Linked DNA regions of Homo sapiens: region 2 is linked to region 1. The links are chromatin loops, found by intact Hi-C in ENCODE. Cell type or tissue: heart right ventricle. All regions are shown on one strand. Links, peaks and the distances in the headings refer to the core of each region. The heading gives the core; the rest is flanking DNA.

Region 1 (16,431 bases), core at 5,705-13,704:
CATAAACAAGTATTCATGTGCATGTGGAGAGTTTCTGCAGGGCAGTGATTCTCATTTAATCCTGGCTGCACACAAGAATCTTTTGGGGAGCTTTGCTGTTTTAGTTGGTCTGGGCTAGGGCTTGGACATCAATTTTGTTTGGTTTTGTGTGTTCCTCAGGGGGGTTACATGCAGCCATAGTTGAAAACCACTGCTCTAGGAGTTGCATTCCTGCATTTAGAGTAGGTGCATCTTTACGAGGTAATTAATTTCCCAAGAGGTTGCACTAATGTTACATTTCCACTAGTAATTGGGTAAGTTTTGTTGATCCACATTCTTGCCAACATTTGGTGTTCTCAAACCGAAGAGGGTGAAAAGGGCATCCCACTGTGACTTCAATTCCCATCTCCCCATTTACTGGTGAAGTCGAGGAACTTCTCACATATTTACTTGTCTTTCAGGTCCCTTCTTTGGTGACTAACCTGTTGGACAATTTTCTAAAGGGCTATTTGTGTTTCTCTTTTTCATGTGTAGACATTCTTTATTCTGGATGTTAATACTTCGTGGATGATGTGAGGTATAAATATCTTCTCCCAATTTGTGACCTCATTTCAGCTGTAATGATGTGATAAACCAAAGTTCATCATTATAATGTGAACAAGTGTATGAATAGCATATAAGCAGATTCTTTTCTGTTACTTTTGGAATTTGTTATTTTGCCAAGGGTTGTCCATGTATGTTGTGATGATTATTATATGTTTTCTTTCCACCCTATATTAATTTCCTCTGCCTCTCTGTGCTTCATGTTTTCTTCTACCGAATTGTAGCTCTGTTTCTGTTCACTTTGCAGTTACCCTTGAATTTTTCTTCGTGCATATTTAACATAAAGTTTCAACGTGAACAATAGCTCTGTCCCCTCTGCACAATACAAGGACCTGAGACCACGTGACTCCAACCACCCTGAGGTCTGACTTAGTGGCAAGTGTTGTGGCTCCTCCTCATTCTCCTGTCCAGTTAGTGTTATTGTAATTGTTATATACTGTTGGGGTTTGGTTAGATTTCATTTCTGAGCTATGTAAAATACTGAAAGGCTGATGCAAGCACAGTTTATGATAGTTCCTAACATTCCAGTAACATCCCACAAAGGACATGTGGGCAACAGAAGGCCAGAGTGGGATTAATGGCAGCACACTGACCCATACTATCTGAAAGTTGAAGTTGCAATCCAGATATAAGGAAAGACTTTATAAAAGCTTGGGACGCAACAACATTTTCACCATTATATTACCCGTTTCCAAGCAGTCTGGAAATCACTGAAGCAATTTGCCTTTTTATGGGAGGGGTTGGGGGAAGGGCAGTTCAGCAAAGGTCACTATCACCAACTTTTCTAGAGCAAATGCAACTTGCATTGTAAATCCAGAGACATGTTTTCATAGGAAATTTTGGAAGGCAGATTTAGAGGGTTTCGTTTTCTCAAGATACTGTGCACAGTGACCAGTTCTCAAACAGCTGAATCCTCCCTCTCTGTCCTAGCTGTGGCTCTTTTCTCACTAGAAGACCCTGAGGTCTGTTCATTCTGTTGCTGTACCTTCAGAACTTGATACCCATTCTTTTATAAATGAAAGTGGGCTGCTGCTTTATGATTCCTCACATGTTTGAAGCTGTAATCAGATACATGGATGGTTAAAATTAAATCTGAAGTTAACCTGAATTTCAGCTTCTGTGGGCACTTCACCCATTTCATCATGCCTGACACCCATGTTACAGTACATTAATGCCCTGTTAATTCAGACTTAACTAATTTGGAATTTGAAAGCTTAAAGAGAGGTGAGGTTAACTTGGCACTTTATATAAGCAATAAGTATCTTTAATCAACATTGAAAAATGGAAAGTGAGATGTTTCGAGTGCATGCTAAAATATACTGTTTCCAAGTTTCCTTAAGCACTATAAAATACCCAGGCTCATTCGAGTGATGGCTGTGTTGCTTTTCCATGGAATTGTTTAAACAGTTTATCCAGCACCTGCTGTGCACAACACATAGTGAGAGGCTCTGGGTCACTTCCTCACAGCACCTAATTTCATCTTTTACAATGCAGATTTTCTTTCATTTGTCCACCTTGGGTGATCAACAAAACCATATAGATGACACACCAACATGGTAAACTGCTGCCCTGGTAACAGGCTAGGAATTCATGAGTTGAGGTTTTTCTCTTAAGTCTGTCTTGTCTTCTTGCTGAGGGAAAGATTTCAGCTCCCTAAGGTCCTTGTTAGAAAGCTCTTTTGCCATTTTATGGTGTAAATATACTACTAATTAATTTCTATGGCAACACAGAAGCTCTTTAGAAGTGAAGTTGTACATGTAAGCACAGTGCCTAATAGCTATAAAGTGCCTAAGTGAGAAATGCTAAAACTTTAATCACCTACAAGAATAAAAGACTAGGCCGGGCGCGGTGGCTCATGCCTGTAATCCCAGCACTTCGGGAAGCTGAGGTGGGCAGATCACAAGGTCAGGAAATGGAGACCATCCTGGCTAACACAGTGAAACCCCGTCTCTACTGAAAAAGAAAAATACAAAAAATTAGCCGGGCATGGTGGCGGGCGCCTGTAGTCCCAGCTACTCGGGAGGCTGAGGTAGGAGAATGGCATGAACTTGGGAGGCAGAGCTTGCAGTGAGCCGAGATCGCACCACTGCACTCCAGCCTGGGTGACAGTGAGACTCCGCCTCAAAAAAAAAAAAAAAAAAGACTAGCACTTGGAGGACTCACACCATCCCCGCAGGTGGCAGAGAGCATGCCTCCCATCAGGAGAAGGTGGCTTCGCTCCATGGCTGAGTGAGAAGCACTTAGAGATTTCCATTTGAGCTCTATTCACTCACTCACCTGCAAATAACACTTTCAAGATGGGCTATTTCAAAAACTTGGATCAGCATTTGCTTTATTTCTTCAAAAGTTTTCAGTTTAAGGGTGAATTCAACAAGAACTCCCTTCTTTAGATTGCCTGAAAGCTGACCAAGAACGGTTAAGTTAGAGACATCTATTCCCCAGACTCTAAAAGATGAGAAGCAACAACGACTTGTCCAATGTCAAGGTTGTAAGGGTGGCGGCAGCTATTAAAAATAAGGTTTTTTTTGAGATGGGACGAGGTGACTCCAACTGTAATCTTAGCACTTTGGGAGGCTGAAGTGGGGGGATCACTTGTGCTCAAGAGTCCAAGACCAGCCGAGGCAACAGAGGGAGACCCCATCTCTGCAAAAAATAAAAAATTTGCCAGGCGTGATGGTGTGCACCTGTAGTCCCAGCTACTCGGGAGGCTGAGGCGGGAGGATCATTGATCCCAAGAGGTGGAGGCTGCAATGAGCAGTGACTGAGCCACAGCACTCCCGCCTGGGCAACAAAGTGAGACCCTGTCTCAAAAAAATGAAGTTTTTCTTTACTTTACCTAGGTTTAATTGAAAGGTCTCCTTTCACTCACCTCCTCTAGAAATGACCTGAGAATGTCTTAGTTCATGGGATGTGTTTAGTCCCATTCTCCTGACTGCTAGCCTCTCCCACCAGGGAAGCAATACCCCAGAGCCCTTTGTAGATTCACCCCTCTGTGCCTGTTCCTTCCTGCGTGGCTCAGTCCTAAAGAGTTGGAGTCTGGGATCCTTGCCTGGTCTCTTGGCGGCTGTGGGCTAAACTCCTGCTCCTGGAGTCCTGGCCTGTGCTGAGATAGATGGGCACCTGTGGAGGATGGGGGGTGCTCACAGCAACAAAACTCCCTCTGTGGATACTTAGTAAATGTTTGAGGAAAGGCAGTCCTTGTCACCTGTCATATGTAAGTCATTCCAAAGGATATGATGTCCTTGTGTCATCCAGGTCCCCAGTCTAGAGCTACTTTTTCCCCCTGCTGATCCCAAGTCATGGAACCTTAGAAAGGGAAGCTCTTGTCCATTTTTCTGGTATACAGGTCCCCGCTGTGATATGGTCATCTAGCTCCTGCTTGAAGGCTTCCCGTGACAGGGACCTCCCTGCTGCATTCCAGGCATCGCCTCCGTTGGGCATGTCTAATTGTAAGTGATTCCTTTTTAGTAATAATTTGTCCCTGTCCCTCTTCCTAGCTAGAGTGTAGAAACAAGGAGGCCAGGCAGGTGGGATGTCTCTTCATTTGTTACTTTTCATATTTAAATGAATATTAGGCAGGCCCAAGACACAAAACACTTACTGATTCATCTTTTCATTGTACTTGGCCAATGTTCTCTTAGCATCTACTATGTGCCAGGCACTGCTCTAGAGGCTCAGAATTCATCCGTTTTTAGGACGGAGTAGTTGCTATCTCTGTGCTTACACAGAGATACACAGGGACATAATCAAGAAATAACATGACTTCAGGGTCTCACTCTGTTGCCCACCAGGCTGGAGTGCTGTGGCTCAGTCACTGCTCATTGCAGCCTCCACCTCTTGGCCTCAATGATTCTCCCGCCTCAGCCTCCCAAGTAGCTGGGACTACAGATGCATACCACCATGCCTGGCAATTTTTTTATTTTTTGCAGAGATGGGGGTCTCCCTCTGTTGCCTTGGCTGGTCTTGAACTCCTGGGCACAAGTGATCCCCCCACTTCAGCCTCCCAAAGTGCTAAGATTACAGTTGGAATCACCTCGTCCCGTCTCAAAAAAACCTTATTTGTAATAGCTGCCGCCACCCTTACAACCTTGACATTGGACAAGTCGTTGTTGCTTCTCATCTTTTAGAGTCTGGGGAATAGATGTCTCTAACTTAACCGTTCTTGGTCAGCTTTCAGGCAATCTAAAGAAGGGAGTTCTTGTTGAATTCACCCTTAAACTGATAAATGCAATGGGGAAACAAAGCCAGGTAAATGGAGAACACAGGATGGAAATGAACCAAGTGAGAGAGGTGTGCGGGGAAGGCCTGAGGAGACATAACAGAGGCTGAATCCAGGTTCTCGGTGGCATGTTAGGTTTTGACGTGTGTGCATGTGTGAAAGGCTTCATGACTATGGGATATTTTTGTCTCAATAGTGATCATTCTAGGAAGGCCGTGCCATTGTGATGGGCTCTGGGGGCACAGCCTGCTGGCTGACTTCCACTCCTTTTTTCCTCTGTCCTGTAACAGAGAAACACTAAGTATGTTGGTGCACACATGATCCAGATCGAGAGGGAGGCCAGTGCTGTGGCACAGTGGGTAGAGCCAGGCAGCCTGAGGTTAATACCTACCTTGCTTGATTGCTGTAAGTTCTAGAAATCATGCATGTAACGTGGCTGACACATTGTGCTAAATAGGTGGTAGTTGTAGATATTATAGACAGATTTTGGCTAGAATTACTCATCCCTGGAAATGACCAAGAATTACACTACAAATGAATTATTAAAACAGCTCCCCTCTGGCTGGGCATGGTGGCTCATGCCTGTAATCCCAGCACTTTAGGAGGCCGAGGCGGGCGAATCATGTCAGGAGATCGAGACCATCCTGGCTAACACGGTGAAACCCTGTCTCTACTAAAAATACAAAAAATTAGCCGGGCATGGTGGCGGACAACTGTAGTCCCAGCTACTAGGGAAGCTGAGGCAGGAGAATGGCATGAACCCGGGAGGCGGAGCTTGCAGTGAGCCAAGATACCGCCACTGCACTCCAGCCTGGGCAACAGAGCAAGACTGCATCTCAAGAAAACAAACAAACAAACAAACAAAAACAGCTCCCTTTAGACTGCAGGGGGAAAAAATCTACTCTTAGAGGTTCCTCTGAACTCAAACTTTTGTTTACTCTCAACATGGTGTGTGTTTTCGTAAATATGACACAGTCAGCAAGTTCTCTCCCGCGCCTTAATCACACAAGTGATGCACATTCCCCAGGCATCACCCTGAGCTTTCCGAAGAGCCAGCTCCTGCTCACACTGTGCCGCTTTTCCAGGAATGCCTTGTCCTGCTGATTCTCTAACCTGACCCCAGCCATCAAGCCCTGCTTATCCTTCTAAGCCCAGCCCAATGCCAGCGGCATCAAGGCTGCCTGGCACCTGCAGCCCCCCTGCCACTCGCTGTTCTTGCACTTCCCTAGAGGCACATGCTGGCTGCCACTTGTCCTGTCTGTGCCCCTCAGCACCTGAGAGCTCCTCCAGGGCCTGGGTGTTCAGCCACCCACACACCTGACAGCACCTGCACGTGGTGTTCATGCAATGCCTGCTGGCTTTGACTCAGCAGTGTCTGAAGCTGCAGAGAAATTGGGAGGGTGAGGATTGAGAAATAGTCTCTGGGTTTACATCCTTGGTGACTTTTCAGAGAATAGGTTCCATGGTAGGGTAGAGCTGGGAAGTCCAATGGCAAAGGGCTAAGGACTGGACACCGAGGCCACAGAGTTGTTCTCGGCTGCTCTTACAAAAAGTTTGGCAAAATGTGCAAGTACCTGTGGATGAAACGACATGATGTCTGAGGTCTGCTTTCAAACCATCCAGGAAACAAAGAATAGAAAACGGGAGTAAGGGAATGTTTGAAGGTTTTCATAATGGAAATAGAACAGCAGAAACAAATGAGTGCAAAAGTTTGGAAATGAGAAAAAAAAGCTGTTGTTAGCCAGGCCCCTGCGGTTTGAAATGGATAGAGTGAGCCTGTATAAGAAATATGTCATTTATTTTCCTTTACCTATGTTGGCATAATTTCTAGGCAGATTTGATTCTTTTATCTTTACATGTTCAAGAAGTGCGGGTGGCAGATGACTAACAACACCATGCGTGTGTCTAACACCCGTGCACTCACTACACCATTTCACTTCTGCACTTTTGTGCGTTCTTTACAAACATTTCATTTGATCCTCATAATAGACTTGTGAGGTATGTTTCAAATAGATTGCTCCCATTGGATAAATGAAAAACACTGAGATTTCATGACTTACTCATTTGCACATAACTGGCAAGTGGAAAAATACACACCAGTCACCGGCACCCCTAGTGACCCTTCCCTGCCCACTGCAAAAGGACTCGGCATCATTACATTTCACATTAGTATCCTGATCACACTGCCCATCCTGAAAACAAGGAAATAATTGCGTCCCACCTCTTCTCGCATTTTCTTTCCCCATGAGGAGCACTCTGCCACGTTCAACGTTCAGACAAGATTGAGCACGTTCAGGGTGGTATGGCTGTAGACTGCCATGTTCAACATTCATTCAACAAACACAGAAATAAGTAAGACAGCCCTGCCCTTTGGGAAGTCCACATTGTAAAGTAGCAAGCTTGGATGAAATGTAAATAAAGTGCATTCTGCCCGACCTTTGGAGAGGCCAGCAGTTACAGTTCTGTGGAGCAGGAATTTTGCAAGGTTGCAAGCTGTGCTAAATCGGTGTCCCAATTTACTTTTTGACTTTGAAAATGATTAGCATTCTTGGTTTGTACTGTATTTCAGCCATCCTTGTTGTCTGAGATATTTGCTTTCAAATTTTCCGTTGTAGTGTCTAAACAGGAGAACTTCACTGGTCTCTTAATTGCTGCTCTTGGCTCTGAAGGTGCATATCTTGGCAGAAATTCTCAAGTGTACTTCAGGATTCAGAGACTGTGGAAGTTGAGAACTTGATATTGGAATTTGGTAAAAGATCTGAAGGACTCCAGGAATGCAGTATCTCAACCTGAAAAAAGTTTCTTCAGCTTCAGTGGTAAAATAAGATTACAACAGCTAACATTTGTTAAAAGTTGAGTATGCACCAAGCATCGTTCACATGTGTTTATCCATTCATTTCTCACGACAAGCTTCCAAAGCAAGTTTCATTAACTTTCCCAGTTCTACAGTCAGAGAGGACAGGCACAGAGAGGTTGGGTCTCAGAGCTGGAAGTTGTCGGGGGAGTCTGATTTCTGGGTTTAGAGCCCACCATGCTATGCTCTCTCCTGTGTTTAACACCAAGGCCACGCCAGGGCCCACACTAGATGCGGGCTTGATTCCTTTGTGAGCACTGGTCAGGGAGTCAGAAATCTGCACTCTGACCCTGCCTTTGACTCTGACTTCTGATCTGACCTTTGACTCTTGTTTGTCATGATCCTCTTGTCACCATCTGACATGAGGTGGCAGTAAAGGAAAGAAGGAAATAGTGCCCAGGTGGGACAGGCCCTGCTGCTGACTCAGCCGCTCCCTGGACAATCCCTGCCACTTGGAAAGAGTCTGTGATCTGCCACGGTTCTGATGTGTCTGCTGCCACTTCATGGTAAGAGCTATGCCCGATGCATGATTATTTTTACTTGGTCTTATAGATAGGATTTCCCATTTTCTTTCTTTTATTTCACCACCACTCCCAGGGGGCAAAAAAGGAACAATTACATTCTCACTTATTGTGGCAGCATCTTTTGCTTGAAATGACAGATTTGTTTGCTTTTCTAAAAAAAATTCTGGTTGGCCTAAGACTGTCAGATCTGCTGAGCTCATCATTGCTTCTCCTGCGGACTGGCTGATAAAGGGGCCTTCCTAGGAGTAAGAGATGCGAGAGCTCTGCTGTTTCCTTTGAGTTCACTTGTGCTCCCGTTACTAATGTTGCCAACCTACAGATTCTTTGCAACCATATTTTTAAAGCTACATATACATTTTTTCCAAATTAATTTAGTTAACACTGAATAATGAAATCCTTAAATCCACTTATCCGGGTGCACACAAAATATAGTAAGTGGCAACATGCTGAAGATGAATGAGTATGTGAGGGTGGGTGGCCTATCTCACCAACCTCATAACGTGTGGCTTTGACATTTGGAGTACGTGATGGTGCCAGCATCATCGATCTGGATTTTAACTAAAAATATATATACACATACATATGTATGTATGTATGTGTATATGTATGTATGTCTGTGTGTGTATGTATATGTATGTGTGTGTGTATATATATGTGTGTGTGTGTATATATATATACAGGGTGTGTATATATATATATATATATACAGGGTGTGTGTATATATATATATATACAGGGTGTGTATATATGTGTGTGTGTGTGTATATATATACACACACACATACACATATATATATATGCACATACATGCTGACACCCTGTCCCCGGTGCCTGCCTCCTTTGTCTCTGTCCCCATGCCAAGCAGTGTGCTGTCACCCCGCTTCAGTTTTGAGCAGAAGTGCACATGTGGTGCCACCTGTGGGAAGTGTGGTGGGGGTGGCCTTGCAGTCACTTGTCACTGCGTGAGCCACTCCCCTGGCCTCCTCTGCCGCTGTCCTTCCTCCTATGGGGGAAAAGGAGGTGGTTCTCTCACAGAACTGTGGCTAAAGGGTGACAGCCCTCACCAAAGGTGAGACTCATGAGCATCGGGAAGAAAGTAGCAGTGGAGTGTCCGGTTAGTTTTCTCTGCGGACTGGAGCAGCCGGGCATCAGAGCCCTGGGAGCTCGGGCACCACCAGTGGTCAGCGCTGGCCCTGGACGTCCCTAGTTCACTGGGCCGCGTTTCAGCGCCCTCTGCTGGCTCGATGGACTGGCCGCCCTCGCTTGCAGCTCCCCGGTGTTTGCAGCCTGTTTGCAGCCGGTGGCTCCCGGTGCAGGAGGTCAGGGAAGCTGCAGCAGGAAGGGTTGGATATCTGAGGCCACAAACAACTTACATATATGAAGGGAGTGCGTCTGTCCCCTTCCCATGTGGCATGAAGAGCCTCACAGTTGGAATAAAATAGCAAAGCAAGATGTGCAAACATTGTCGACCTTCCCCGTGGCCATTTCTCTATCCCTGGGTAACTCAGACCGCAATTTGTCCTGCTCCCTGCATGTGAGTTTCGCTTCTATGGTATAGGGCTCTTTGAATGTCAATGTTATTGAGGTTTTGATAATTACGCACCTTCAAAAGATGTTCAATGTAATAATGATCATACTCCTCTAAAAAAGCCTCAGATTAAAAGCTTTTGCTGGCTCTTTAGACCGTGGGCCTGCAATTACAGAAAATGAACTGCATTTTAGCCTTCCATTGAAATTAATAACAACGGTTCCCCAGTTGACTCTGTGAATAGTTAATGGAACGAACAGGATACTTCAGTACAATATGGGTTGGAAAGCCATTTGAGTGAGATTCTGGGTTTCAAATGGGAAAATAATTCATGCAATGCAAACCTGTTTCATATGCGCTCTGTAGAGTAGGTGTTTCTCTGGAATAAAAATCTAACTATTTAACAAATGATTAACCATACCTCAGTCATCATGAACTCTCATGAAAACTGAACTCAGGTACGTGAGCTAACACATGGTATCCAGTGCTGCAGAAGACCTGAGAGGACAGAGATGGACCTCCTTATTTGACAATGAAGAAACAGAATTAGCGAGGTGGGGCTTTGGAGGCCAGCAATCCTGACAAAGGAGCTGCCTAGAACTGACCCTTTAACCCTCTGGCAGTGCAGGGTAAGGGAATCTTTGGACTATGGGGAGACTGGGATATGGAGGTTGAGGACAAAAGATTGTGTGGTCCAGAGTGTTCTCTGGCTGGGGTCCCCATTTCAATTTATAAGAATAAAACCTAAAAAGCAATTAAAATTATGTTGAATTCAGCAAAGTTACAGGATACAAAATCAGCACACAAAAACTAGTTGCATTTCTAAACACTAACAATGAACAATCCCAAAAGGAAGTTAAAATAATTTCATTTACAATAGCATTATAAAGAATAAAATATTTAGGAATAAACTTGAACAAAGAGATGAAAGACATGTACACTGAAAACTACAGGATATTGCTGAAGGAACTTAAAAAAGACATAAATAAACGGAAAGACATTTTCTGTTCATAGATTGAAAGACTTCGTATTGTTAAGATTAATACTACCCAAGACAGACTCAGTACAATATCACAATCCCAACCATGTTTTCTGCAGAAATAGAAATATCCATCCTAAAATTCATATGGAATTTAAAGGGGCCCAGAACAAAGCTGAGGGTCTCATTCTTCCTGATTTCAAACTTGCTACATAGCTAGTCATCAAAGCTGTGGTACTGACATGAAGATAGACATATAGACCAATGGAAGAGAATAGGGGGCCAGAAATAAACCCTTGCATATATGGTGAGATGATTTTCAACAAAGGGGCCAAGACCATTCAGTGGGGCAAAGACAGTCTTTTCAACAAATGCTGGGAAAACTGGATGTCCACATGCAAAAGAATGAAGCTGGACCCTTACCTAACACCATAGTTTTTAAAAAGTTAACTCAAAAATCTAAATGTAACAACTAAACTATAAAACTCTTATAGGAAACCAGGCAAAAAGTTTTCTGGCAAAGATTTATTGGATATGACATCGAAAGAACAGGCAACAATGATGAAAAGATAAATTGGATTTCACTAAAATTAACAAATTGTATATCAAAGGACACTCACAGAATGGGAGAAAATATATGCAAATCATATATCTGATAAGAGATTAATATCCAGCATATACAAAGAAGCTCTATAATGCAACAATAACAACAGCAAACAAAAACCCAATGAAAAAAATGGGCAAAGGAGGTGAATAGACATTTCCTTAAAGAGGATATACAGATGGCCAATAAGCACATGATAAGATGCTTAACACCACTAATCATTAGGGAAATGTAAATAAAAACCATGAGATACCACTTCACACCATGAGGATGGCTACCATTAAAAAGAAAACAACAGGCCAGGTGCAGTGGCTCACACCCGTAATCCCAGAACTTTGGGAGGCCGAGGCAAGTGAATCACTTGAGTCAGGAGGTCGAGAATAGCCTGGCCAACATGGTGAAACGCTGTCTCTACCAAAAACACAAAAATTAGGCAGGCATGAGGGCGCGCTCCTATAATCCCAGCTACTTGGGAGGCTGAGGCATGAGGACCCTTGAACCTGGGAGGCGGAGGTTGCAGTGAGTACAGATTGTGCCACTGCACTCCAGCCTGGGCAACAAGAGCAAAACTCCATCAAAACAAAACAAAACAAAACAAAACAAAAAACCCCAGCAACAACAGAAAATAACAAGTGTGGAGAAATCAGATCCCTTGTGCATTGCTGGAGGAAATGTAAAATTGTACAGCCAGCATGGAAAATGGTATTGTTGTTCCTCAAAAAATTGAAGATAGAATTGTCCAATTATCCAGCAGTTTCACTTCTGGGTCTATATTGATAAACACTGAAAGCAGGGACTTAAACAGATATTTGCACACCCGTGTTTACAGCAGCATTATTCACAACAGCTAAAAGGTGAAAACAACCCAAGTGTCCATTGATGGATGAATGGGTAAACCAAATGTGGTCTATACATACAATGAATGTGATTCAGTATTAAGAAGGAATGCAATTCTGACACATGCTGTGACATCGATGAACTGCGAGGACATTATACTAAGTGAAATAAGTCAGTTACAAAGGACAATACTTTATGATTCCACTCGTATGAGGCACCCAGAGTAGTCAAATTCATAGACAGTAGAATGGTGGCAGCCAGGGGCTGGAGAAAGGGGTGGGGAGTGGGGAGTTAGTGTTTAATGGGCACAGAGTTTCAGTTTGGGAAGATGCAAAAGTTCTGGAGATGATGGTGATGGTTTCACAACAATGAGAATGCACCTAATGCCATTGAGCTGTGTGCTTTAGAATGGTTAAAATGGTGTTATGTTATGCATGAAATATGTTATGCATATTTTACCACAATGAAAACATTAAATATTTTATAAATGTACTTATTGACATGCAAATATGCTTATGAATATGTTAAGGGCAAAAACAGGATACAAACTGTTCAGATTATACAAATGATTTTTAAAGATTGTGTGTGTGAGTGTATGTGCAATTATCCATTAAAAAGGAATGGAAGGATGTTTCAAAGTGTTTACAGTGGTCACATCTAATTACTAGGGTGATTTTGGTTGATTTCAGCGTATTTTATCATTTTTGCAGAATGAACATGAATTTTTATAATACGTATGTTGTGTCTCAAATGTAAACTGAAAGAAATGTTCAGGGTATGCTCGCATGCAGGCCACAGTCCCCAGGGAGGTGTAAAAGGAACTTACTCGTGGAAATGGAAACGAATTGTTTTATCTAATGCTCACAAAAAACAACCCTGCAAAGTAAGTATTCTCATTTTCATTTTATAGATGTAGAAATGAAGGAAAAGTAACTTGCCCGATGTGTGGCCTGCCAGCCAAGCAGCTCCTCCCCTTTAGAAAACCTGGGGCGAAAAAGATTTTCTAAAAACCTTCTGAGATGTGGAATAGATGTTATTACATTCAGAGCTATTAAGATGTGGTTGAGAAATAATACCTAATTTCCAGCGCTTCAGAGTCAACTAAGAGTGTGTGTAATGTAAAATTTGGATTAGAGCTCTGTCCTGGGGGTTGTCCTATATGACTTGTTACTTCAAAATGTCACAAAGCTAGGCAGAAAAACTAAAAATTTAGATGATGCTGAAACGGAAAGGGTGAACTTTTAAAAGGTAAAGTGTCTCATTTAGGCTCAAATGATTAATTGCATATGAACAAAATGGAGAAAAGTTGGAAATTCTAGACAGCCACAAATTCAGCATGAACTGGTGTGTAACTTGGCTGCTGGTGCAGTAGTCAGCTCCATTCACCCAGTGGAGCACAGCGTCTACATGCAGGGAGGGTGGCCCCCGCTGTCCTCTGTTCTCAGTATAACACATCCAGGTCTTCTGGGCACTCCTAGAGGTGGACGTGGGAATCTGGATCATGTCCCGAAGGTAGCTGTGGAAACCTCATCATCTGAGCTGTAACAGGAAACTGTAGACGTTGACCATGCAGTGGCCCAAGGCACACATCGGCTGTCTTCATAAGCTTCTAGGCCATCCTGCAGAAGAGAGCTGACACTTCCTGCATCACTGCAGAAGGCTGAGTGGGTGCTCGTGTTGAGAATTGTGGGAAGGCAGACGGGGTCACAATGCCAAGACAGGTCGCAACAATTCCAGGCACTCTGGCACGAGGCCAGTGTCTCCAGAAGGCTCCATGGAGAAGCCAGGTGGGCATCCGGAGAGACTCTTCTTGCATGGGAGCGAGGTTGGAGGAAGTGACCTCCAACACTGAGATTCTGGCTGGTGACTTAGGACTAAGGAGAAGGTGTCAGGGCCATGCCTTTCCATCACATCTGCAGGGCTCCTTTGGGTGGGTGGAGGGGTGTATTAGGCCGTTCTCGCATTGCTCTAAAGAAATACCTAAGACTGGGTAATTTATAAAGAAAAGAGGTTTAATTGGCTCACAGTTCTGCAGGCTTTACAGGAAGCATGGTGCTGGCATCTGCCTGGCTTCTGGGGAGGCCTCAGGAAGCTTCCAATCATGGCAGAAGGCAAAGGAAGAGCAAGCACTTCCCAGGGCAAAAGCAGGAGCAAGCACCAGAGTGGGAGAGTGGCGGGAGTTGCCACACACTTCCAAATGGTCAAATCTCTTGTGAACTCGAACAAGGACTTACTTATCACCAAGGGGATGGCCCAAGCCATTCATGAGGGCCTCCTCATGAGCCACCCCCATGATCCAAACACCTCCCACAAGGCCCCACCTCCAACATTGGGAATTACATTTCAACATGAGATTTGGAGGGGACAAATATGCAAACTATATCAGGGAGTTTCTAGTGGGGAACATTGAAGAAAAGGAGTGTCGGGGGGCACTTACTGCTTAAAGTCATGCAAAACAAGAGTGAAGAGCATATAGGACCAAGTTATCTCCTGCAGAGCACTTCTGGCAGCCCAAGGCACAGCTACTGGGGATCATTTTAGGAAGAAGAAAATAGCTGCATTCTACAGAGCACCTCACTGTGCCAGCATTCCTCAGAATGGGATGTCTCGGCACTAGCTGGCTGGCATTGTCTTCCTTAGCCGGCCTTGGCTGATAGTGACAGTGCCTTGTGCCAGGTCATCTGTACCCCCACAAGGGTGGCAGAGGCAGGCAGGTGGAGGGTATGAGAAGAGGAGAGGGTTGTGGATCACGGAAATGTCAGAGTCCTGGAATGCTGCAGGTGAGAACATCTCAGCAGGGGATCACCTGCTCAACCCCCTGGTTTTCAGGTGAGGAAACCAGACTTCAGATAAGTTAAATGACTTCCCCGGAGCTGGGCTGAACCAGCTGGGCTGAACCAGAACCAGGATCCAGGCTCCAGCCTCTAGATCTAATGCTAGCTCCACCTTCCCACACAGGAGGCCAGTGTGTAAGAAAGTGGGTGGTGAGGCCAAGGGGGAAGGAAATCTCATTTAAGATGACCACAAACAAAAGGAGAGGAGACCAAATGCATGCCCTTTCTTCAGAGAAGACACTTCTTCTCAGGCCTGGAGCCCTGATTCCTGGTTCCTTTGGGGCTGGGCACCTCACCTCCTGGCACTCCTGCCTATAGCCTGTAGAGTGGAATTTCAGATCCAGCCACTCTCGGGTTTGAATCCTGGCCATGCCACAAGCTACCTGTGTGAGTTTGGACACGTCACTTAACCTCTTTGAGCCTGAGCATCATCAGCTTTTTCCCAGGTTGGCACATGTGGCATCCTCCCAGCATTGGTGTGTGCTCACGGAGCTCAGCCACAATTCCTCATTACCTACTTCGAGATGATCTGGGTGCCTCCATCCCCTATTCTGCCCTAAGAGGTAGCCTTGTAAGTATTGCTGCTGCTCAGAAGGGAACCCTGAGAAAGGCATCCAGATGGACCTAGCATGAGGTAGATCTGAGAAGAGAGTGTTTGGAGGCAAATTTGACCCTGAATAGCCCTGTTTCCTACTGTCTTTGTCCATTTTCTGTTGCCATGACAGAGTACCTGAGACTGGGTAATTTATAAAAAGAAGAGGTTTATTTAGCTCACGGTTCTGCAGGCTGAAAAGTTCAAGAAGCAGGGCACCAGCATCTGCTCAGTGTCTGGTGAGGGCTTTCATGCTGTGTCACAACATGGCAGAAGGTCAAAGGAGAAATGATAAATGCAAAGAGGAAAAACCAAGGGGCCTCCTGGTTTTATAACAACACACTCTTGTGAGAACGAATCCATTCCTGTGATAACTAACCCAGTCTCACGAGATCAAAACTCACTCACTTCTTTCAGAATGACAGAAAGCCATTCATGAGGGGTTCACCCCCATGACCCAGACACCTCCCACTAGGATTTCCTGTCTTGGAGAAGGAGGAAATGAGAGTATTTGGGCTTAAACACCAAGGGAGAGGCTGATCTGACCTAAGGGAATGTGGGTTTCCCACTGGGAAAGGAAGAAGAGCATCGGAATTGGAATCAAGAGAAAGCTTGATCCAATTCTGGGTTCACTCCTATTAGCTGTGGGCTTTGGGCAAAGCATCTCACCTCTGAACCTCAGTGTCTTCCTCTGTACCAAGGGATAATGATAGCCTTTCCAACCTGACAAAGTGACAGAGGAAACATAAACTCAAAGGAGATAACGAATGTGAACATACTTTGTAAACTAGAAAGAAGTGTGCAAATAGATGTAAGGAGTTATTTTCATTGTTCTCTGTGCTTGTTCTCTGCCCATATGTTGTGTGGAAGAGAATCCT
Region 2 (16,431 bases), core at 5,009-13,008, 250 kb before region 1:
TCCCGCGATTTAATATTCTTTCCTTTCTCTTTATTTCTTACTCCCCTTTGGCTTTGCATTGGCCATCAGCCCGTTCACCTTACTGATTTTGCACCCCCGCGGCCTCTCTTCTACAGATCCCCATGGGCGCACACCCTCATATCCTCTGTCCACTTGGTCCTGGTCCCCTTCTTTCTATTATCGCCCTTACACCCCAAAAGTATGCTGTCTCCAGTCAGCCCTGTCAGCTCAGTGCCGTGCACCCCCGAACCTCCCTCCAGCCGGTCTCAGATTTTCCACCTGTGGAATCGCTTCTCTCTCTGCGTCGGAAGAAGGAGGACCGGGTTCCCGCGTGAAGGAGGCGTCTGTGGGGAGGGAGGAGAAGGGCTCATTATTCCTTATCCAGCCCTAGACCCATCGCTGTCCCTCGGTTTTCTCTAAGTTTCTCAAATAGTCTTAATTTTGGTGCTGCCTACGACGCCCAGTCTTTGTTCGGTAGATGCTGGCCAACCAGCCCTTTCCTTCAAATGACAGGGCCGTGGATGTAAAAGAGGAAAAACAGTCTCTGAGCGTTACGAACAGAGACAGGGAATGGGGAATGAAAGCCGAGATGGCGCAGATCTAGATCTCGCACCCCAGCACATGTGGCGAGTGCGGACTGTCTGCCCGCGCATCTTGCCCACACCCTGTCTACTGGAGCACACTTCCAGCAGTGCGCTGGGAAACCGCTGCCATCTCTTAGTTTGGAACGGCGCGAAGGGCGGTTGTATTCCTGGCATCGGCTGCCTTTGCCCACCCTGACCCGCCTCCGCTCTCCCCAAGACCCGGCTTCTTCTTCCTGCCGCGTCACTCTTCTTTCTGGTCACACAATGGTTAAACAACTTCAAACGCTCAGAGCTGTGTACACAGCTCCAGCTTTTTAAATCGTTCTCGGGCTCAAAGCTGTTTCGCCCAGGAGCTTTTTCCATACAATGGGAAATCAGCATAAACATTTCTAATTTACAGCCCGGGACTTTTCACAGGAGACGTTTACTTTCGATTTTATTGGAACCAAATCGCTGCAGTCACCTGCTCTGAGCCCTGAATGGAATTGTGAGAAATGGAGGGGGAAGCTTAGGGGTCTGGGGAAGCAGTGCGCAGGAATAAGATTGCCCAAACCCGAAGCATCTGCATGGGCTTTTATCCTTGGCAACATCTTTGCAATAACAACAGCAACAGATTATAACTGATTAAAAAGCAAAGATAATTTGTTTTGCGAGATAATAACTGCTTCTGTAAAAGGGAATAGGACAATGGGAGAAGTAACCTGCATGGAGGGCATGGCATCTAGCAGGAGTAAGGGTTCAATGTTTTCTTGGTTGCTTGGCATGGAGTGGGGGGCAAGGCTGCCCTCTGAGACAGAGTCTCAGCGCCAAGGCTCCCCCACTCTAGGGTGGTGCCTGCAAACCAGCCGGAACGCATCAATGCAGCCTAATTCCCGTTCTAATTGCTCTCTGGGAAATTTGAGCTGGGCTGGGTCGCTGAGAGGAAGCGAAGAGCGAGACCCGGGCGGGGAGAGGGGCTTTCCGCTGGGCAGAGGCAGGCTGGAGGGGCGCAAGGGCGGGCGGGGCCCAGGGGTGCAAGGGGCGGGCACTGCACCCGGAGCTGGGAGCCCGCGAGTGGCCAGCGTGGAGCTCCACTGGCAGCCGCCCCGCGTGCCCGGGGAGGAAGGGGTTAAGAGCCCCTGAATGCGAGCAAGGCCAAAGCTACTGGGAAAGAATATGGGGGTGGGGGTGGGGGTGGGGGGAATAACCAGGTTTTTTTTTTTTTCCTCTCTCCAGCCTCTGGACCTTATTGAATGTCATTGAAGAAAGTTTTGAATGCCAGATAAAGAGAGGCGAATTAAAGTGTGTGACAGCGAAGGATAAGCAAACACAAAGAGAACTCTGTCACACTTTGGGGCAAAATCCGTGGGCTTTTTACCAAGTCTCTTCGCTATGATTGAATTAAGTAATAGGAAAACATTTTCTTTCAGTTTAGAGCCATTAGACAAAAACTTCAAAGCGAATAACACTTTTTAATGTGCGGCCCCACAATGGATCGGGTTTTGTGCTGAAATGTTTAAATGGTTTGTTGTGCAACTCGGCGCGGGAGAGACCCGGGCCGGAGCAAAATAGCATCCCTGAGAGAACCAAGGCGCACTTAATCTGTGGTCTCTCAGCCCGGCGGGCCGCGGCCGGAGAGGGGGCTCCCTGCTTGGCGGTCCAGGGCCGCCAGCGCGCCCAGGAGCCTGGCCATTTCCGCAGAGAAAGCTCCGTGCCTCTGAGAGACCCGAGCCTTGGGCAGGTGCTAGCGCGGGCAGCCGGGAGGTCCGGGCCGCCCCGCCAACCCGGCCTCCCCACCCAGCCAACCCGGCCTCCCCACCCCGCGGCCTCTGCCCGCCGCCTGGTTTCCGGGGGCCGCTACCCGGGCTCTCTCGGGCGGCCGCGCCACTTTCCTGTTTAAAGCGCCTCCCAGGGCTTGCTTTAGCCGAGTTTGAACTTTAGTCACCCGAGCAAAAGTCCCCCAGAGCGGGGCGGGGTGGGAGGCGGCTGCCGGATTAGCCTGACAGCCCCAGGAGGGGCCCGGGAGCCCCTGGGCCTGGCGGGTCGGCTCTGCTGCCGGAGCCGGTTTTCAAGTGTCCATCAGGGACAGTTCAACATTGAAAGAATTTCTGTTGTCCCGGGCTTTCCTTCTTTCATTCTGTCTCCTTTCCTGTGGGTAGAAAGAACACACGATTTTTCTCCCGGAATTGCAGCTCTAAGATACTTGCCGCAAAAACTGCTCAAATTGGAGGGTGGGGAGGGTGGCAGTGGTGGTGCCTTGTTCCCTTCTTTCATGTTTTTCTTCAAATGTCACTTTCCTTCTCAGGGAGGCCAACGACCTTATTTAAAATAGCCCCTCACTTCCGCCACACTCCGTGTTTGGTTCCTTGCTACATAAGCACCTTCTAACTTCCTGTGTTTTTTGATCATTTGTTTTATTATCTCCTACTCCCGAAATTTATGCTCTATGAAGAGCAAGGTTTTTGTCCATCTTATCCATTGCTGCATCCCAACTTAGAAAAGCTCCTGGCACATAGCAGGTGGCTCGTATATATTTGGAGAATGAATGAGTGGATAAAAGACAGTTGAGCAAGGAGGTCGACTGGGAGGACCTTCTGGTGTGCCTGCTGGAGACACCTAAAACTCAGGAGCATGGCATGGGGCCACCCACCCAGGAAGCCCTGGAGGGCAGGGCTGTCTGAATCTCCCCCAGCCCACTTCCTAGGCCTGGGTTATCAGAGGAGTTTAATGTGTTTGTTGAGTGAATGGCAGATGGGTAAGCTAATCTGTGTATCCCCAGCCCTCCACTGGTGGTCCTCAAGCTCCTTCAGAAACAAGATGGTCCCATTGAAGGCAGTTCCAGTGTCCTGCTCTGCAGGAGTTGGATGAACGCTGCAGGAGCTGGATGAACCCACTGATAGCTCAAGGCTAGGGCTTGTCATCCAGATCTTTTCATGGTGTGTAAGAGGGGTTGGTTGGAAAGGGACCAGATGTGGTATATGCTCTGGGATGATCAGTGACCATTTTTGCTCTTTCTGGCTGAAGGCAATGGAGTGGGAATTCTCATTGTAAAGGAAGAGACTGCTCCCCTGACCAGACCAGGAGGGACTCAGACAACTCCCTCGGGAGAGAGCAAGTTGTTCAATTGAGCAGAGGGGCAGGGAAATGCTATGAGGAGCTGAGAGCCAGGCATGGGAGTGGCAAAGGGAGGGGTGAGGAGTGGTGGCCAGACATGGGTGTGGATCAGAAGGGGAGGCCAGGCCAAGTCATGAAGGGCCATGCTAACTGGTTTGGATTTGAGCCTGTTCTGAGATTTTTCAGCAAGGAGAGTGACAGAGCTAGATATATTTTTTTTAACTTATTTGTTTTGTTTTGTTTTGTTTTGTTTTTTGAGAAAGGGTCTCACTCTGTCACCCAGACTGGAGTGCAGTGGCATGATCTTGGCTCACTGCAACCTCTGCCACCCAGGCTCAAGTGATTCTCCTGCCTCAGCCTCCCAAGTAGCTGGGCTTACAGGTACACACCACTACCACCCAGCTGATTTTTGTATTTTTAGTAGAGACGGGGTTTCACCATGTTGGCCTGGCTGATCTTGAACTCCTGACCTCAAGTGATCCACTCACATTGGCCTCCCAAAGTGCTGGAATTACAGGCATGAGCCACCGCGCCCAGCCCAGGAGTCAGATTTGAACTTAAGAAATGTAACTGGAGGCAGCAGGAAGTTCTATGGGTGGGGACACAGTGAAGCCAGAGCAGGGTCCAGCAGAGTCAGCTTGCATATGAATATTATTGAAGAAACAAAAGTAGAGAAACATACAATGAGAAGATTATATGAGTTCAAGTGATGGATGACGACTATCTGAACAGATGCAAGGCAGCAGGACCAGAAAAAGGAAATATTTGAGAGAGCTTAAAGATGAATGAGTAGGATCAATTAGGGGTGTGTGTGTGTGTGTGTGTGTGTGTGTGTGTGTGTGTGTCAAAGAGCAGGGCATGAAACAGAGAGGGATCAAACACACACGTGATAACCTGGTTGTTTGTTTAGGGGAATGGATGGGTAGAGATATCAAAGGCAGAGATAGGGAAGTCAAGAGTGAGACACACTTTTGCTTGTTGGGGGTGCAACATTAAGTCGTATTTTGGATGTGTTGCATTTTAATCCTTAACCTTTGGAGCATTCTGTGGATGTCCCATCAGTACATGTAAATGTGAGTCTAGAGCTGAGCAGAGAGATTAGAGATGGAGACAGGCATCTAGAATCGAGATATGCAAAAATGGTAGGTTTAGGCCGGGCGTGGTGTCTCACGCCTGTAATCCCAGCACTTTGGGAAGCTGAGGTGGGTGGATCATGAGTCCAGGAGTTCGAGACCAGCCTGGCCAACATGGTGAAATCCTGTCTCTACTAAAAATACAAAAAAATTAGCCGGGGATAGTGGAGGGTGCCTGTAATCCCAGCTACTTGGGAGGCTGAAGCAGGAGAATCACTTGAACCCGGGAGGCGGAGGTTACAGTGAGCCGAGATCTTGCCACTGCACTCCAGCCTGGGTGACAGAGGGAGACTCCATCTCAAAAAAAAAAAAAAAAAAAAAAAGTTAGCTTTAGTCTTGGAAAAATGGGAGCAAGGAGGAAGCATAGAGAAAACAAAAACAAAAAACCCAGAGGGTCATAGATGCATTCCCTAGGAAACTCCCTTATTTAAGAAGGCAGGTGAAGGGAGGACTCTCTGAAAGACAAGATAGCCAGAGGAAAAAGAGAAGTGAACAAGATAGGAGAAAATAGAAAATAAGGAGCTATACCAAGGCAATCTACCCAGGCAGAGCTGGCAAATTTAGCAAATAAAATACAGGATACACAGTTCAATCTTGATTTCAGATACACAATGGAAAAATTCTTTTTAGTATTATTAGGTCCCAAATATTGGGTAAATGTATAGAATACACTTATACTAAACAATTATTTGTTGTTTATCTGAAATTCAAATATCTTCTGTTTTATCTGGCAACTCTACACTCAGGTTACTATGACACAACTTACACTGACTGGGCATTTCAGCTTATTGCCCCATCTAGAGATGAAGAAACTGAGGCTCGGGGAGAAAGAGTGACTTATCCAAGATCATACAGCTGGTAAGGGCCTAAGTGGAATAGACCAGGTTTTCTGAACACAAGTTGGGGTCCTTTCTTCTAAAAGTGTGTCCAAGGGTCCACGTGATGACGACATTTGATTGGGGCCAAAAGCTCAGCACTGGAAGTAGAACAGAAACCAACATGGCCCCAGGAAGATGGTTATTCACAGGCTACTCCCGTAGAAGGCAGCATTGTTAGGTAGGATTATTATTAAAGGACCCATCTCTAAGGGATTAAGCCAAAGGAGGAGGGGGAGTAGAGTTTGCCTCAGATCATATGCCTTTTATTTGTCCTCTTCTGCCTCTGGACTTTTTCTTTTCTTCTCTTTTTTCTTTTTCTTTTCTTTTCTTTCTTTTTTTTTTTTTTTTTGAGACAGAGTCTTGCTCTGTCACCCAGTCTGGAGTGCAGTGCATTGATGCGATCTTGGCTCACTGCAACCTCCACCTCCCAGGTTCAAGTGATTCTCCTGCCTCAGCCTCCTGAGTTGCTGGGATTACAGGCATCCACCACAACACCTGGCTTATTTTTTTATTTATTATTATTATTTTTTAATAGAGATGGGGTTTCTCCTTGTTGGCCAGGCTGGTCTAGAACTCCTGACTTCAGGTAATCCACTCACCTTGGCTTCCCAAAGTGCTGGGATTACAGGTGTGAGCCACCACACCCAGCTTCTGCCTCTAGACTTCTAAGTCAGTTGCAAGGAGCGCGGGAAGGTACTGGAAAAGATGAATCATTTAAAAATATTTTCTTCTAGTTTAAAAAAATAATTTGACAGAAGTTTTAAATTGAAAGAAACACATAAAATTTACCATCTTTATTTTTAAGTATATAGCTCAATAGTGCTAATTACATTTACATTGTTGTGCAATAGATCTCCAGAACTTAATCGTGCAAACCAAAACTTTGCATTCATTAAACAACAACTCCTCATTTCCTCCTCTCCTCCCAGCCCCTGGTAGCCACAATTCTATTTCCTTTCTCTATAAATTTGTCTACTCTAGATACCTCACATAAGTAGAAAGAGGAGCCATTTTTAAGCTGGGACCATAAAACTGGATCCTCACCTAGAGGCATTAAAAGAGTAGAGTTTCAAAGAGTAAAGTCCTTCCCTGCCTGGGAAGGACTGACATTTTTTAACTGACATAATATGGTCCTAGGAGACCATATCACCTAAGGGAACTGTGGCTGTGTTTATAGGCAGCTGGTAACTTAAATCGTTCAATTTTTTAAAATGCGGTTTTGCTGTTCACCTCGAAGGCTACAACAGAAATGTGCAAAAAAATTTCCAAAAAGATGAGCAGTATTCTAGAGGTGGCTGAAAGAAAGATTGTCGAAACCTCCCAATCCTGGATCTCTTTTATGATTTTTAGGGGGGAGGAATTTATGTGGTTCATCATTGCTAACCACAGGTCATTGCTCACATGGTGGCTCAAATAATTTGGAGAGACTCTTTGGATTCCTGGATCTCTAATTTTTAGAGAATAGGTCATTTTCTGTTTTCCTATTTAATTTTCTTTATCACCAGTGGAAGAGGTTGCTAGTAGTCTACCCAGTATCTGTTCTCCCCTTCTTCATTAGTAACAGAACCCCAGTTTTATTTAGGGCAATAGCGTGTACCAAATATCTGAGCCCTCCTTGTAACAAATGATGGCTAATGAGTTGGAAGCAGAAAGCTTAGTGGCGAGGAGATACTTTGGGGAAAGCCTCAGCAGCTGTCAGGCACTGTTTCCGTTCTTTTCCTCTTCCTTTCCTCTTGTTGCATGGATGGTGAATTTTTTTAGCAACCATCTTGGTCCAGGAGATGACTTAAAGATAGAAGCTTTGTACTGGGAATAATGGAGGAGAAAGATGAGAAGAAGCAGAGTCCCTGAGAGATCAAGGAGCTGCCTACCTATTTTATGTGAGCAAAAGGTAAACATCTTTTTTATTATTATTTAAGTTTTCTATTACATCTGCATCTAAGCATAACTAATATGGTCCCCAACCCCCGATCCAATCAGATGATAAGCATCAAGCCAAATGAAGGAATCAATGTAATTATGGCATAGTTGCTGGGATACCCTCTTGTTGCCTTCCAACTGGATTGCAAGCCCTTAAGGGAAGGGATTAAGGCTATTTACAGAGGTGTCACCAACCTTTATCATAGCACTTGGCACAATGTATATATTTAATAAATGTTTAATGTTAGTGCTGATGGCAATAGAGGAATCTCGTCTCTTGCACTTATTCAATGATCATAGTTGCATCTTGATGAGCATCGTAAGATTTCATAAGTGCTCAGCTCTTTAGTTTTCTTACAGTAAAATTGGAATGATACTTCACCTATCTTGAAAAGATTAGAGATAATATATGTGTAACCTGAATGTAAGTACCAGGTTTCTCATTCATTGGGTTTAGGTAGAAGCAGTTAATAACAACCTAGAGTTTCTATATGGAGCTTGCTGGACCTCTGGCCTTACTTGCAAAATTCCTCCCATTCCCATATGGTTTCCTGGGTGTCCTTCATGAGATGCCTTACAAGTATCCACAGGCCAGTCTGTCGGCTGGCACCACCCTGACAAAAACCACATTATCTCCTTCCAGGGAGGTTTCCCCTGAGTCCGTGAGCTGAGCCTGAGATAGACATACTGCCTCCTTCTACATCTTGCTCCAGGGACCACTGTTTACTCCGTATGCATTCGTAGAATGCTGAGATGCTGCCCAAGACCGAGTGTGGCCTCAGTAAATTTTAGCTGTATGTTTTCTTTCCTGGGTGACAGGATGCAGAAACATTGGTGAGGCCTTCTCTGGACATAGAAGTTTCAGCCTAAGTTATTCACCCCCAGCCATTTCCTTTTCTCTTCCACCTTGAAAGTACTGGAAGCAAAGATAATTTCTGCAGGGATGAAGGAGTTCTACTCAGGGACCTGGAAGATGAGTATGAAATATCTTACTAAGAATCTCCATGCAACAAATTTGCAGATTTAAAAAAGAAGAAAACATGGTGGATTAGAGACTGACAGAACCAGTCTCACCTAAAGTAGTTATCCGTTGATGAATGAACCCCTCGCCTTTAAGTCCACCTTTCGAAACAGTTCCTGTTTCCCCCTTAGAAGTGAGTGACAGTGACACTTGAGTCAGGAGGCTGGATGTGATGGTCTGTGGCCTCAGGCGGGATTCCCATCAGGAAGCCTGATGTTGAGACCTCTCAGTGTAAATGTTCCCTGTCTTCTCTGCCTTTTCTTTCTCTGCCAGCAGGAGCCTGAAGCTCAGGGCTCAGCCAGGTGGCAGCATAAAGCAATAAACCCACAGAGAGTGGTGCTGTCCTGTGGCTGCTCCGTTCCCTCCACACACACTCCTCTTTGCCCATTTTTATCAGAGCAGGCCCAGGCCACATCCCCTCCTCTAGTCTTGACCTTTCGGAAAGCCTTGGCTCCAAATCACCAAAGAAAGCAAAGATAAGCCACTGGAAGGGAAGGAGCTGAGGACTTGTTGAAGGCAGAAATTCTGTGGTACATCATACAGAGCAGAGTAGAGAGGACTGGTTTAAAAGGTCCTGGGGATTTATCTGACCATCGCCTTCACCTCCACCCCCACCTTTAAGGAACACAGCCAAGCTCCCATTTTATTCAGCAAAGTACTTGGATTTGCAATTTCTCAGAGCCACAGTGACCAGTGCTGGCTGTACCCTCACTACATTTTCAGAAGAAAGGAAGGGAGGGGTTTGCAGAGAAGGCTGCTGACAAAATGCCTTGATTCTTACAGCAGCTGCTCCAGGATTTTCTTGGCCATGCCTACAACCCTGGCAGGGAGCTGAGTATTTCTACTCCTAGTTGGCACAGACAGGCTGATGCATTACCAATGGATTCTGGGGCCATGTTGTCTTGCAGTTATGTGCAATTCCAAAGGATAATATCTTCACCACTTGACTAGTGTTCCTCATTCTCAAAAACCCTGGTAATTCCAACAAAGAACATTGAGTCTGTCACCGTTACTTGAGTAATTGTAACTGCACAGATCTCTGTGTCATTTTGGAGTACTAAACTAATATCTCTAGTACAGCAGGCCTTGTAAGAAGGAAAGAAAATAGAACAGGTGAGATCCACTGATGATTGTTTGTCAGCAGATCCGCTCTGAGGAGGCTCCACGCCTCAGGGAGAAGTCCCGCTTCTAGCTCACAATGTAGAGTTAATGAATAAACTGAATTCCTATGAACAGCCACTTTTCTTTACTTCTCCAGCTATTAAGTGAGGACTAACATCATGGGACAGTTCACATCGGCTGCAGCCTGAGGGCTAAGCTTAGCTGGCTCAATCCTGGGACAGCAAGAAGATAGCATTTCTACCTTGCCTAGTTTGTACAGCAGACACAAACACTTTCTTAAGCTTTCATTACTCATTAAGGATCAAAGCATCGGGAACAGCCTCTGAGATCTCTCCAATTTATTGTCCTTGGGGACCTCTTGAACAAGTCTCCTGACTGTGCTAGGAATTCCCTTCCCACAGATGCACTCTGGCAGTGACTCTATTTGTAAAGTAAGTGGCCCTGTAGGGGCAGACACTGTCTTATCCTCCTCCCCCGCTACTGCAACCTAAGGCCTCATTAATGGGGCAGGCTCTAAGATTACCCATTCCAACTTTTCAGCATCTTTTTCCTAATTTCTTGTTTCTGTGATGGGTGCAAAGATTTGTACCACACTTAGGGCTCTCAGAGGCTGAGTCCCATGGGAAGTAGCTTTGTCAAGCTGGCTTCAGAGGAAGGGGTTGGCCTGTCGATTTGTTTAACACAAACACTTCGGGAAGACAATGGTGGGAACTGATACTCTCCTGTGAATATTTCTTTTGGTGGCAATTGGTTTGTGGGAGGAAAATTTGAAAATATTTAAAAATCAAGTCAAGTAGATTACTTAGCAAAAACTGTCCCAAACTATAATATCTCACCAATAAAATACAGATTTTATATTTCTAGCCAGTAGTTCATTTTATTGTCCTTTTAAAAATTATTTTTTATTTTTAAAAATTCTTTGTTAATAAAATAAATTTCTTACAGAGATGGAGTCTCACCACTTTGCCTAGGCTAGTCTCAAAATCCTGGGCTCAAGCAATCCTCCCACCTTTGCCTCCCAGAGTGCTAGGATTAAGGCATGAACCACCACACTTGGCCTCATTTTATTGTTAAAATATGATGTCTTTCTATTTTGTGACAGAGTCTGAATGGGGTGCTTTCTTTGGAGTTTCTCAATTCTCTGTTGAGAGAGATTTATAGAATAGCATTCAGCTGAATTCAATCAACTGACTTGAACGTAATACTTATATGTCAAGCATGTATCCTAATTTATTTTATTTTCACAGTCAACAAAATGAATTACAATTTAGGAATTTAAAATATGTATTTCTTGTTATATATTACAGTTTGGGACAGTTTTTGGTTAGTAATCTTTTCAACCAGGAATTCATATACTTAAGAAATATTTGAAAGAGGTATTGTTATTATTTTTATTTTACAGATGTGGCAACTGAGACAGAGAGAAGAGCCCAGCCAGGTAGGCACAGGCTCAGCTAGAATCTTAGATGATAGTGGTTGTTGCTACTAAGATGACGGGAAGAATGAGTAATGGGTGAAATCAGATATTTCTGCCACTCTTCTTCTAACTCATCCAATAAATTTTTATTGAATTTCTGCTTTGAGCAGGATAGCATAATTGTTAAAGAGAGGGTCTCTGAAGAAATCCGGGCTCTGAATTGGGCAAGTTGTTTAACTTCTCTGAGCTTCTGTTGCTGTGTCTATAAAATATGAAGCATAATGGTGCCTGCTTCATAGAATTGTTGGGAGACCGAAATGAATTATAAGAGCATTTAGGACTGTGTCTGTCACATAGTAAGTGTTCATTAAATGTTAGCTATTATTGTATGCACATATCATATGGGTGATTTTATGCAAGCCCCAGGGCCCAGCCACTGGCATTGCATAGGAAAGGCAAGGTCCCATGCCAGGGCCTTAGTTGAACTCCCAAACAGTACAGTGCAAGACAGACGGGAGGGGAATTCAGAAGGCATTTCTGAGAGATGCAATTCAAGAAGTTACTATATAGGACTGGGGATGTACATTTTGGCTCATTATTATGGGGCAGAACTGCATGGAGGGTCCCAGATGCACTAAACAAAAGTTCACTGGGAGTAGTCCTGTTAGCCAGAGCCCCCATTCCAGAAAGGGCCCAGGGACCATAGCTTAGGCTAAAGACATAGACCTTTTCCTTCCTTTCCATCCTGGTTAGATGCTGTGGAAGGTATGAGAATAGCTTTGGTACTGTGTAACTTTCCACTGGGATCAGGCTTCTCTCTGGTCCAGCAAAGGATGTGACCAGCCCATGTAAGAGCAGCTAAGAAACTCCACTGTGTCTCAGAGAAATGAGAGGAAAATGTGAATCAAACAAAAAAAAAAGCTCTGGTTGAGAATTCTGGGGTTCTAGAAGTGAGGACATCTGCTTCTCCCTTTAATAAATATGGTAAATAGAGACCCCAAGAGCTATTTCTTTGGAGAACATGTGGTAATTTGGTGGGAAAAGAATGAAAAAAATGATGATTTTCTTCTCATTCCTACTTCTCTTTTTCCTGATTTATTCTGCCATCTTTACTCTCTTTCCCTTTTGCTATCTCCTCCTCCTCCTCATTATCATCACCATCATTATTGTCATCTTCACCAACATCAGAAATTTATAATGGAAGATATTGGAGCTTTGGAGGAAGATGGTGTTTAGCCTCTATCTAAATTTGTCAGTAGGGAAGCAGAAACTCTGGGTGGGTCAGCTGACTCTAGGCTGGGCCTTCAGGAAGTTTGGTAACACCTAACTAGCCTACCACAATCAAGAAAGTGGAGAGTTGGAACAGTTGAGCTCAAAATCAAAGTCATAGCTGTGCTGTGGAATTAGGAATTTAAGTTTCTATAATTTCCTGTGACATGATGAAGCTGGTAATTGACCTCTGAAATGTGGCTGTAGAAAACCTAAAATCACCATGACCATCCTTGCTAGAAGCAACAGCTGGCCACAGGAAGATGACCTTGTTGGGAGACAGTTTTCCATGGGTCTTTTGTGTTTCTGCACAGCTTGCAAAGGCCCTGGCTGCTTTTGTTCTGAACTATGTTTTCAAAGATGCCTGTGTACCAAAGAGCCTTGGCTATAGAGACAGCCACAGTGTATCCCTTCAGAACAAAAGGCAGGTACACCCACTGTTCATTTAAAAATATTTGTTTTTTCTAAGCTCTGGGTTCCTCTTTTTTAATGTAACCCACTGTGTGCAGGTCTCAGCTGGCCATCTTCACATTGCCCTGTGGCATCTGGGCCTTGAGGGACCAGCGAAAGAAAATGCTGATGTTGCCATTGCTGTCAGTAATAAAGTCCTTTGTCTCTAACCCAGGAATCTTGTGTCTTCTACCAGTATCTATTATGCTGTGGCCAAGTAATTGTTAGTTTGCATATAGAGTAAAACCTCAGACCATTCGCAGTTCTTGACGTATCTTCCCTCACTTCTGTCTTTCAGATATTGTACAAGTACATCTAACTGTTGGAACCTTATGTATAATCTGAACTTTAGTTGCAAGGGAGTCTGAGACTTGTAGGTTTAACTTTCCATCCTCTGTAGTACAGAAAAGCACCATCCCCACCATACTCCCTTTAGGGGCTTGCTATCTAGCTGAGATTTACAACAATGGCTACCATTTATTGGGCTCCCACATTACCTGAGAACTGTGGTAATTGGGTTACATACATTATTGTGAATGCTGACAATAGCTCTACAAGATAGACATTATTTCACTCATTTCACTCATGAAGAAGCATCCACGGAGATTTAGTGACTGCCCAGAACCATGTAGTTCTGTTTCTGAGCCACATTCACACTTTTGGGTCTGCCTGGCTCCACTGCCTGGCTCTGTCTGCTCCTGGATGCTGCCGTGGCAGTGTAGCACAGAGAATGACACATCTTGGTGAATGTTTTATTTACAGGAGCATCAGAGAGGAGCTCTCGCAGCCTCAGGACAGAGAGGAATGCTTCTGAGGAGGGAGGCTTGATGGTCCTTCAGGAAGGGCAGAGCTTGGGCTCCGGGATGCAATGCATGGGTAAGGCGGGGAAGAGAAAGAAGCTAGAAAGGACGATGTGAGAAGATGCGCCCAAGTCTGTGTTGGGGATAGAACAGGAATTTTGTGGGAACAGAGAGATAGCATAGGAAGAGTGGGCGGAGAGCCCTTATAAGGACCTGGTGTAAAGGCGGTTGAATTTCAGAATAAGGCTTGCTCCTACAGATAGCACTGGGAATACCAAATCCATGACACAGCCCCACCACCTTCTTTTTCCCACTGACTTGTTTTCCAACCTAGATGACTCCCAGAAAAAAGAGCAGCTCACCATTTCTCTAGCCAGGAAACTCAGAAGGGGAAATGGCTGCTGGTTCAGTCACTCATGGAGCCAGGGAGACAGCCTCTTCTCCCGGTTCTCCAGCAGGACCAGCAGAGGAAAGGCGTTAGCATAAAATGGAGAGAGAGCATGGAATATACCTCACATTAGCAGACAATATTGCCTTGATTGCAGACAACACACATGAATTGAATTGATAAAGGAATCTTCCCATCAAAGCCAGAAATGAGTGGAAATTAACTTTAACAAAGTAAGCAACTGTGCTCAAGAGACAGACAGAAGAAACCCATTGCATACTTGGTGCGTGTCAGAGACGTAGAGGAGCAAAGTGTTCAGGCCCATCAGCGAGCGCAAGAGTGATTAATAAACACTTATGCGGACATTCATCTGACAGGCGACTGACAAAGCCCCACAATGATGGGGGAGAAGGGGCATTTCTTCTTGATAGATGTATCTGAAATGCTCATTTACTCCTTTTTGATAGATTTAAATGTCCAGGTATTCTCTCACCATAGAAAATGATTCAGAAATAGTGCTGGGTTAAAAATAAGGGATAGAGATTTAACTCCATCCATGTGGAAGGAAATGTATTCGTCCTAGTCATCAACACATAGATTGAAATGTGCTGGAGTTTCCGGAGGTTTGGGGGGAAGGGTACTTATTCTCTTTAAAGCATAAAGTGAGATAGATGAGTACAAAATCATTCTGCCTAAGATTTTGTAAATAGCATTAGTGACTGAATACAAGTATTTTTCTCTTGGTCTGAAACAGTTTAAAAATTATCTGTTCGAAACCAGTTCTCAAAGGGCAGACTTAAATTTGGTGCTTCATCCTCTAGATTTCTGTCACATGCCACCCTTGCTGGAAGGGGGTCAGGTAAAGGGAATTGAGGCTGGGGGTCAAACCAGCCAACAGTGGTGTCTGCCATGTGTACTGACAGCAATGACCGCACAACAGAGAATGAGGGGGCCACTTCTGGAATGGAAACTGTGATCAAGAATGATGGGAATTGTAGGATGCTGAAACCCTGCAACCTACAGGCTCACCCTTTCTTTTAATACTTGATTGAAATGGTTTGCCTGTTCACCCCATCCCAGGAAATGTGGGAAGTTCAGTGCCCTCCAAGATATCTGGGGAACGCTGCACCTGCTTCTGCTTCCACCAAAGTCCTCTTCTCCCCACAAAATGTCCCCCATGCTCAATTCTGTCCCTCCTCCTTTATTCTCCCAAAACATCATCAACACAAGTCATAGCATGATGTTTTCATTGCAACTCAATCACAGTGACCAACTCATCAAAAACCAGGAGTCCACATAGCTCTTTCATTCATTTTAGTTAACCAGTGTTTACTTTAATCAACTTACCAGCTAAAGAATGAAACACTCTTTAGGATAAAATCTTGCTCACAGTGGTGAGTTGAATTTTTAAAGAACCTTTCCTGAGGGACAATTTGCCTTTTTTCATCTATAATCTAATTCTCAAGGGCTTTTCAGAGCAGAGTCTTCTTTTTCACCTTGAGATCATTTTTTTTTTCCTTTTCCTATAGAGGTTTGTAGCCTAGTGTTTCTGATTGTGAACTAAATACGTAAGTGAGCACTAATTAGCCTCGCACATTCCACCCAGCCATTCTAAGACTCAGCAGTCATATTTCCTAAGAAAAAAAAGTCAACATTTTATTTTGCCATCCATCACAAAATATGAAAAAGAACCATCTCCATTTTCTTTAGTAACAGCTAAGGGCAAAGACCACAAATTAACCTCCCTCCATTAGGCACAATCAATAGAGATATGGAGTTTTTCCCCCTAGTCTAGACTTCTATTTGGGAATGAAATGTTAGAATAAGCCACATTTCCTGCAAAGGCCGCCGGACAAAGGGACCTGCTGATTGCAGTCCATGTGACTCCGGGAAACGCCGAGCCTGGAGCTCAGGTTTTCGACTCTGGCATGGCAGGAGGCAGTGATGGATGGAGCTCCAGTTTGAAGGTCTGAGCTGCGATGAATGAGGCAGGCCTGCTGCGCCTGCCAGGGGCTAAGTATTCTCAACAGTCACTTCACAGCTCGCTGGAAAACCCGGCACTGTTTCTATGATGGGCAGAACTGGAAGCTGCCGCTGACACACCCTTTTGGTGAGCACAGGTCATGGGTCAGAGCTGGCTGCACGGGCTGAGCCAGGCAGTCAGAGGGACTTTCAGAGTCAGGCTGAGCTTGCTCTGGGCTCGGATGTTTCCTGCTTAGGGTACTGGGGGAAAAGTCACTGGAAGAAGATGCTGATGCTGTCCCCTCAGGGCTCTGACGGGGAAGGCGGATCCTGTACAATGGAGCTGGAAAAACCACAGTTGTGAAAAATGTAAAACGGTGAGGGGTGGCCTGAT

Evidence for each region. Hi-C counts contacts between places; a loop is a spot of excess contacts. Peaks named below come from ENCODE experiments on the same cell type or tissue, not always from the same donor. Only the 100,000 strongest peaks of a DNase experiment are listed, where the experiment ranks them.
Region 2: it touches region 1 in a loop (9-fold over the local background); 14 of 110 quality-filtered maps call a loop at or near these places.

What each region holds. Positions count from the first base shown.
Region 1 is chr13:27,526,249-27,542,679 of GRCh38, reverse strand. No RefSeq gene overlaps it. Among named protein-coding and RNA genes, the nearest start is that of MTIF3, 84 kb to the right of the region's middle. RefSeq lists enhancers at 6,940-7,109, 8,672-9,172, 9,173-9,673. In heart right ventricle, for the core only: CTCF peaks have their summits at 9,201 and 9,410 (motif pointing left); a DNase peak (open chromatin) is centred at 9,399; H3K4me3 peaks cover 645 bases.
Region 2 is chr13:27,775,803-27,792,233 of GRCh38, reverse strand. No RefSeq gene overlaps it. Among named protein-coding and RNA genes, the nearest start is that of GSX1, 8.5 kb to the left of the region's middle. In heart right ventricle, for the core only: a CTCF peak has its summit at 8,929; no DNase peak of the experiment used is centred there; H3K27me3 peaks cover 5,660 bases.